Regions from separate parts of the Homo sapiens genome. Here region 2 is linked to region 1. Evidence: read pairs that join two places in POLR2A ChIA-PET (ENCODE). Cell type or tissue: Panc1. All regions are shown on one strand.

What was found. ChIA-PET counts read pairs that join two places held together with the same protein. Peaks named below come from ENCODE experiments on the same cell type or tissue, not always from the same donor. Only the 100,000 strongest peaks of a DNase experiment are listed, where the experiment ranks them.
Region 2: POLR2A ChIA-PET joins it to region 1 with 6 read pairs; 2 of 35 experiments call an interaction of 5 or more read pairs at or near these places.

What each region holds. Positions count from the first base shown.
Region 1 is chr12:65,630,011-65,634,010 of GRCh38, reverse strand. The region is part of intron 1 of MSRB3-AS1 (MSRB3 antisense RNA 1); the gene reads left to right. Among named protein-coding and RNA genes, the nearest start is that of MSRB3-AS1, 10 kb to the left of the region's middle. In Panc1, no CTCF peak of the experiment used is centred here; a DNase peak (open chromatin) is centred at 2,130; H3K4me3 peaks cover 927 bases; H3K27ac peaks cover 2,933 bases.
Region 2 is chr12:65,561,464-65,565,463 of GRCh38, reverse strand. The region is part of intron 2 of MSRB3-AS1 (MSRB3 antisense RNA 1); the gene reads left to right. Among named protein-coding and RNA genes, the nearest start is that of LINC02454, 39 kb to the left of the region's middle. In Panc1, no CTCF peak of the experiment used is centred here; no DNase peak of the experiment used is centred here.

The DNA of each region.
Region 1 (4,000 bases):
ATTCACTTGGAGGGGGGTTTGGGATGAGATTAACATTTAAATCAGTGAATTTTGAATAAGGAGACTGCCCTCCAATATGTGGATTGGCCTCCTTCAATCAGTTGAAGGCCTGAATAGAACAAAAATACTGGCATCCCGGAACAAAAGAGAATTCTTAGCAGGCCACCTGTGGACTGAATTGGCTCTCCTGGGTCTCTACCTGCCAGTCTTTATTTTTATTTTTTATTTTTTATTTTATTCATTTATTTATTTCTTGACACAGTCTCACTCTGTTGCCCAGCCTGGAGTACAGTGGTGTGATCCCGGCTCACTGCAACCTCTGCCTCCCAGTTTCAAGCAATTCTCATGCCTCAGCCTCCCGAGTAGCTGGGACTATAGGCGTGAACCACCATGCCCAGATAGTTTTTGTATTTTTAGTAGAGATGGGATTTCACCATGCTGGCCAGGCTGGCCTTGAACTCCTGGCCTCAAGCGATCTGCCCACCTCGGCCTCCCAAAGTGCTGGGATTACAGACATGAGCCACCACATCTGACCACCCCAGCCTTTACACTGGAAATGCACTATCTACTCTTCTAGATCTCAAGCCTGTCAGCCCACCCTGTGTATTTTGGACTTATCATCATTGGCTTATAATCATGTGAGCCAAATCCTTATAATAAGTCTCTCTCTCTTTTGTATATGTATATACACATATATGTGTATATGTGTATATACATATATGTGTGTATGTGTATACACATATATATACACAAATATACACATATATTTACAAATGTATATAAATATACATTTGTATATTTGAATACACACATATACACATATATACATTTGTATATTTGTGTACACATATATATACATATATGTGAGTATATGTATATGTGTATACAAATATGCACATATATTTGTATATGTATATGTATATACACATATACATATCCTATTGGTTTTGTTTCTCTGGGGAACCCTAACTAATACGCCCCTCAAAATCCAAGTTGCTAGATGCCAGTCAAGGATCAACCTTGCAAGCAGGTCTTCCTAAGGCTAGCAGTCTCTGGCCTACTTTGTTAACCTTTTCTGTACACTACTAATTTTTATAGCAGTAGAAGCCATATGACAATAATGCCATGGAGCAGCAGAGCCTGTGAATAATCAAAAACTATGAGGTGGAGAGAAAGTCAGTAGAGAGAAGTTGGCTGGTAGTGACAGAAAAGTAAAAGCAACAGGCCCAGAGCCCTGGAGTGAAGGCTGCATTGTAAGAGGGGAGCATCCAAGGAGGAACAAGGGGAAGTCTGTGGCAGGGGAGAAGTTTGGGCAAGTCACTAGATGCTCCTTTACCCCACAAGACCTGACCATGTAATTGTGGTTGTGGTAGATTAAAGGTGTCTGGAAATTCTTTGCCACTCTTTACATAATGATATGGGATCTGTTTCCCCTCTCCTTGAATCTGGGTTGGCCTATGACTTGCTGTAACCAACAGAATGCTGCAGAAGTGACACTGTGGCTGTTTGAGACATGAACCTTAAGAAAACCTGGCAGTTTCTGCTTTTGTACTCTTGGGAGCCCGGGGTCCCCAGGTAATGGTAGTCGGCTGCACTGCTGGAGAAACCACTGAGAGAGAGTGAGAGAGAGGGAGGGAGAGACGTCGGACCAGCCCCAGCTGTTTCAGCCATCCCAGCTGTGGTGACATGCATGGGAATGAAGTCATTCTGTATTATTTGAGAGTTAGCCTAGTTGAGACTCTACATAATGCCACCTGCATGAGTGATTCCACGCAAGACCAGCAGCAGCATTGCTGCTGAGCTCCACCAAGATTACAGATTTCATGAACAAATAATAAAATGTTGTGGCTTTAAATCACAGACTTTTGGGGTGGCTTCTTTCCTAGCAATAGATAACTAATATGGTGAAGCAGCCGGAACTATCTGAGGACAGTGGCTTCATTGTAATAGTGAAGCACAGGAGTAGAAAGCAAGAGATGTCTGTAGCCGGGGCAGCAGGATGACTCTGTGACAGTCGACACAATATTTTATTTTCCTTCCAGTTTCCACTGTTTCACAATACTGACATGTGTCACTTTACAAAGAAAACAATCTGTACCCTTCTGAATTAGGCTTTACACTAGAATCTTTTCCAGACCTTCCCAACCCTCAAACCGAAGTTTGTGAACAGTGGAATGAGTTCCCACACACAATGAGTCATGTTTGTCTTCTGAGTGCCGATTGCCTTAGTGGAGACCTTAGATCATCAAATCGCATGCCCTGAAGCTTGTTTCTTCATGCAGGGAGCCAAAATCCATTGTATAACCTCATCTCCGGCAAAGATTCTCAACATGCGCCTGACTATGTATGTGCAAGATGCCAAATCAGTGAGTCCAAAAATGTAACAATTATCCCTGAAACCAGTCTGACCAATTTTATGGACAGAATTAATGGGTCATTTTGTGGTAGCAGAAACTGGACCTATGACCAATTGTTTCTAATATTTTTATGTATCTTTTATGGATGAGGAAACCAAGGGCAGGGGTGAGGGGAGAGAGAGAGCGCTCATGAATTATCAGAGCCATTGAACAAGTCAATATCGAAGGCAGGGACATCACCCATGGCTCCCAAATCTCCTTCAGGGCTTTCTCCACTATTGGCAGCATTAGTTTTCATTGGATGTATGTATATTGCTCTGCTGGAGAGGGCATAGTTACAGCCCTGCTTTTTTGTGTTTTTTTTTTTTTAACCTTAAGTAAAACATTTTTCTCCTTTGTGATATCACAGTTTTACCCCGGACACTTGGTTAGTTTCTTATGGGCAGTCTCAGTCATCTCTTTAAAAAAAAAATTCAGAAGTAAGCTCCCAAAAGATCATGTGTTGAGAAAGAACATTTAAACCTAGCCAGTAGGGTGGGAGGGAAGGAAGGGGAGAGTGTGGAGAGGCTCTCCCTGCTGATAATCTTGGAAGAAAGAATTACCTGACTTAGAAATGTGATATTTTTCTAGGCCACCTCGTTTCTTCTGATTAAAAATAACCACTTTCCATTATGTACATATAAGAGAAAAATGAATGAAAACATAGCTAGGAAGTAGCCTAGAATGATAAATCAGGGAGAGTATAATCTACACGTGCATATTCAGTCAGTAAACACTCAGTATTTATAGCATATGGAGAACTCATTCATTCATTCATTCATTCACTCACGTATCACCTGTCCATTGATCTGTTTACTTAACAAACATTGACTGAACACCTACTACAGGCAATGTCCTACAGAGACACGTAAGGTAAAGACCATATTTCCTGCTCTCCAGGGATTGCTTTTATAGTCTCATAAAGGAGATAAGACAAGACAAGAACACAAAGAACTATGATCAAGGTAATAAATGAGTAAGCACCATAGGAGAGAAAAATAAAGTGAGATGAAAGTTCAGAAAAGGGAGACATCATTTCTGGCCAAAGGAAATATAGAGTAGAAAGATTTCTTAAAAGTATAATCTATCACCCTGCAACTCCTAGTTTAAAAGCCTCACATAGTTATTAGCTCTGTGACCTTGGGCAAATCATAAATTTTCTGCTTCTTAGTTTGCTTATCTTTTAAAAGAAAGGGTTGGACTAAATGATCTTGAAGGTCCTTTCCGCTCTAAAGTACTGGGATACATAATTTTTCATGCGAAGACCCAGCTAAATATGTGACAAACTATTCTTTATACAACTAGAGTAACTCTTTAAACCTAAATAAGATCATGTTACCCATGGCTTAAAAACCTTTCATGGCTACATTTCAAAGAAAACCCAGACTTTTCAGATGGCCCTCAAGGTCCCGCAGCATCTGGCCCCACGCTCTCCAACCTCATCTTCCCATGTCCTCCTCTTACCCCGCTCTCTCCAACCTCATCCTCCCCATGTCCTCCTCCTACTGCTGCTCTTGCACTGCCAGGTCTTCTTTGCCACTCCCCTGAATGCACTGGTTAGGATCTTCACACAGGCTGTTTCCTCCGCAAGAAACGCTTTTCCT
Region 2 (4,000 bases), 69 kb after region 1:
TGCCCAGGGTGGTTTCAGCTCACTCTTACTGCTCTGGTGTAATTATTGATAGCAATTCCTTCCTATTTCAGATGTGTCCCAGTGTGAGCTATAATACATATGCTCACCCTACTCATAGCAACACCCCGCTGACTTCTCTGTGTCCCTGCTTTTTACGGGTACAGGAGTATGTGTTGGGGTTCTATTCTAGAGGCCCATTTCATATGACAAAGTCATCAAAACTGATTATAAAATAACTTAATTAAAACAAACTACATATGTGGTATAACAATTTATTAAAATATTAAGGTATGGTTTTTCTCCTCACACATTTTTTTCCTTCTTCGCTGATTTTAAGCAGGAACCTGTTCCTTGTATGCTCCTTTGCCTCAGGGACTTTTTGCAGGATGGAAGGGGAAAGCCCCTGAAGTCCTCCGTGACTATTTTTGTCTTTTGTAAAAGCCTAAGACCCTTGAAGAGATAATGTTAAGTGCCCCAGACTCCAAAAAAGAGAGGCAAAGTCACTGGAGGGCAAAGCGAGGCAAGAGAAGCTCTTTTGCCTAATAGGATAGAGAAGGAAGGCTGAAGACCCCTCTAAGAAAGCGAGCAGAAGAGCTGCTAACTAAACCCATTAGTTTTAGGATCAGCTTTATAATTTGCAAGGCCCAGTGCAAAATGAAACTGTGGAAACTTTTGTCCAAATTTCAGGACTTCAATAGAAGAGCATTAAAACAAACTCAGGGTTTTTCTGAGCAGGGGACCCTGTGAGACTACCCATGTCACTTGTGAATAAAGCTATCCCTTCCCAGAGGAGATGGCTCCTCAGGGCATCTAGAGGGAGGCACTTTCCTCAAAGCCTTCTAACCACAAATTGGCACCACCAAAATTCTGGGCCCACTGTGGGCTTCACAGTGGGATGCCAGTGATACCTTGAAAAATTGGAGGTTAGAGCTCCTTCCTCAATTGTCCTTATCCCGAGCAAGCTTTCCAGGTAGTGGTATGGTTTTGGGAAGGAGAGGGGGCCCTCAAAAGGATGAGGTAGATGTTTTTGCCATCTTTTAAGGATGGAGGCTGAGAGTCAGAAAATTAAATTGATTTAAAGAAATGAGGAAATTGATATGTTTTGAACACTTCAGTTTGTAGACTAAAATTTATTCAACGTATGCTTTTATAAATATTTAAGCATATAAAACCAAATGTTTAATATAAGATCCACATTGTAAATATTCCTTTGAGAGTATTTTTCTGCATGGACTGGAATGGCTGAGCTTCTTAAAATATAAGTCCATGAAATGGAAGGAAAGATGCCTGCTTTTCCTTCACTACTGCAAGGACCCTTGATCTCCATTTAAAATTCAGATTGTCACAAACATTTTTCTTGTCCATTTCATGTGCAAAAATGCTCTAAGAGTCATTGAATGGTAGGTTCTGTGAGATGAGAAATTTCCACGGCTTTGGTAACTGATTATAAATTTGAGCATCTCATTTAGGAGGGAGTAAATGTTTTTTTTAAAAGTCACAATTCTCTGTAATAGTGTGATATTTGAGCAAGTTCCTTAACCTGCTATATAGCGTTCTTATCTGTAAAATGAGGATCATACCTCTTGGGTTGTTGTGAGGACTAATGAGGTGACATACACTCTACCTGGCATACTAAATGGTGGATCCAGGACCTGACTCTGCTATGTTAGTCATATAATGGGGACACAATTTCTAGTTCATGGTTACCTCAAGCTGCTGCTGCTGCTGCTGCTGCTTCTGCTGCTGCTGCTTCCTCTTCTTCTTCTTCTTCTTCTTCCTCTTCCTCTTCCTCTTCTTCTTCTTCCTCCTCCTCCTCCTCCCCCTCCTCCTCCTCCCCTCCTCCTCCTCCTCGTCCTCCTCCTCCTCCTTATTCTTCTTCTTCTTCTTCTTTGGTTGTAAATAAGAGAACCCCCAACCACCATGAAGTGCTGGAGGTTTTTTTTGTTGTTTTAACACTAAGGTAAATTGCCTTGTCTGCAAAAGGACAAGCTAACGCCAATCTCCTTAGATGCCCATGGACCATGGAACAGATTACTTCATGCTGCTGTCAACCACCCCTGGCCTTGGGCATATATTGAATCATTGGGGATTACAATCAAAAAGGACCAGAGAGATCATTGCCTTCACTGGTCTTTGAAGTGCATACCTGGGAAGGGCTCTGTGGAGGTGATTTAGGGACTTTGCAGGGAGCCCAAGGGGCCTCCTAGCATATGTGGTCCCAGACATCTACTTCCCACTTTGCCAGAGGAAACGCCAGAGGTATCTGTTTTATATATTGGCCATCTAAGTAAGGTTTTAACAAAAGGGCTCTGCAGCCATGAACATTTGAAAATCATGGATCTGATCCAACCTTGTAATTTTAGAGTTGATGACATTTCGAAGTAGAAGACTAAGTGTCTTAACCAATATCACACAGCTAGTTAGTGGCAGAGCCAGGAGTAACCGAAGGTCAACTCCCAGTCCTGAACAGTTTTCCATCTAGCAGACTGCCTTTTGCTGAAAGATGAAGCTAAAATCGCAGATGTTGCAGGGTCAAGATTAACACCTTACAAATCAGATGTACAAAAACAGTAGCTTATTTATTTTCTGTAACTGATTTAATCTTGCTCTGAAGCTCTCATTTCCACCAATGGTGGAAATAAACTTGCTAAGTTACAGTCTCTTCCAGGGTGGAAAAAAAGGGGAAGAGGGCTTCCTTCACTCAATTTGATGCTGAAACTCCCTATCAGAGTCTATTCTCTACTTTCTATAGATCTCCCCTTCCCTCCTTCTTCCCAAAACAGTGTGTAAGTAATGGAGAAATTATGGATCTGTTAGTCTCAATCTCCTTTCTCAATGAAAGGAGTCTCAATCCAGACCCCAAGACAGGGTTCCTGGACCTCAAGCAAGAGAGAATTCAGGGTGAGTCCATACAGTAAAGTGAAAGCAAGTTTATTAAGAAAGTAAAGGAACAAAAGAATGGCTACTCTATAGCCAGAGCAGTGGTATAAGCTGCTCAATTGAGTATACTTAGAGTTATTTCTTGATTATTTGATAAACAAGGGGTGGATTATTCATGAGTTTTCCAGGAAGGGGTCAGAGATTTCCCGAAACTGAGGGTCCCTCTCCTTTTTAGATTATGTAGGGTAAATTCCGAATGTTACCATGGCATTCGTAAACTGTCCTGGTGCTGGTGAGAGTGTCTTTTAGCAAGCTAGTGCATTATAGTTAACGTATAATGAGTAATGTAGATGACCAGAGGTCACTTTCATCACCATCTTGGTTTTAGTGGGATTTGGCCGGCTTCTTTACCACATCCTGTTTTATCAGCAGGGTCTTTGCGACCTGTGTCTTGTGCCAACCTCCTATCTCATCCTGTGACTAAGAATGCCTGACCTCCTGGGAATGCAGCCCAGTAGGTCTCAGCCTTATTTTACCCAGCCTCTATTCAAGATGGAGTCGCTCTGGTTCAAATGCCTCTGTCAGGTTCTCATGGAGGCAGGAGGAGGGCTGTATAAACTTGCAGGTTGTCTTTCTCTGCAGGTTGCTGCTGCTGTGCAGCTGAGGTACAATCCCTCTCGTTCTTTGGGCATCAGCCTCTGTTCTCCCTACATGTGCTGTGTAAGTGTCTGCAGCTGGTGTAGTTTGTGGTCTGTTCTCTCAGCATGGGCAATCTATGGTGATAGCTCCCATGAAGCTAGGCCATCTCTCCCTGGGAAAATTCTAACCAGGGTACTGGTGCCATGGGAAGGCCATCTTCAGAACAGAACTGGCTGCTGTTTAGGGAAGCTTCTCTTTATCAGGCACCTAAGCAACTGAAAATTAACTAGAATGCTATACATTCTTTCCTTAACGTTTTCTTGAAGTAGAAAATTAAAAGCAGACAAATAATTATTTTGAAAAGTAAGTCTTCTTGTTAAAGACAGCAGAGTAAAAACACTTATGCCATTCCCCTTTCTAAAAATCCAATGAAAACAATAAATGGAACAAAAATAGAAGGACAAAACATCTCCCTATCATG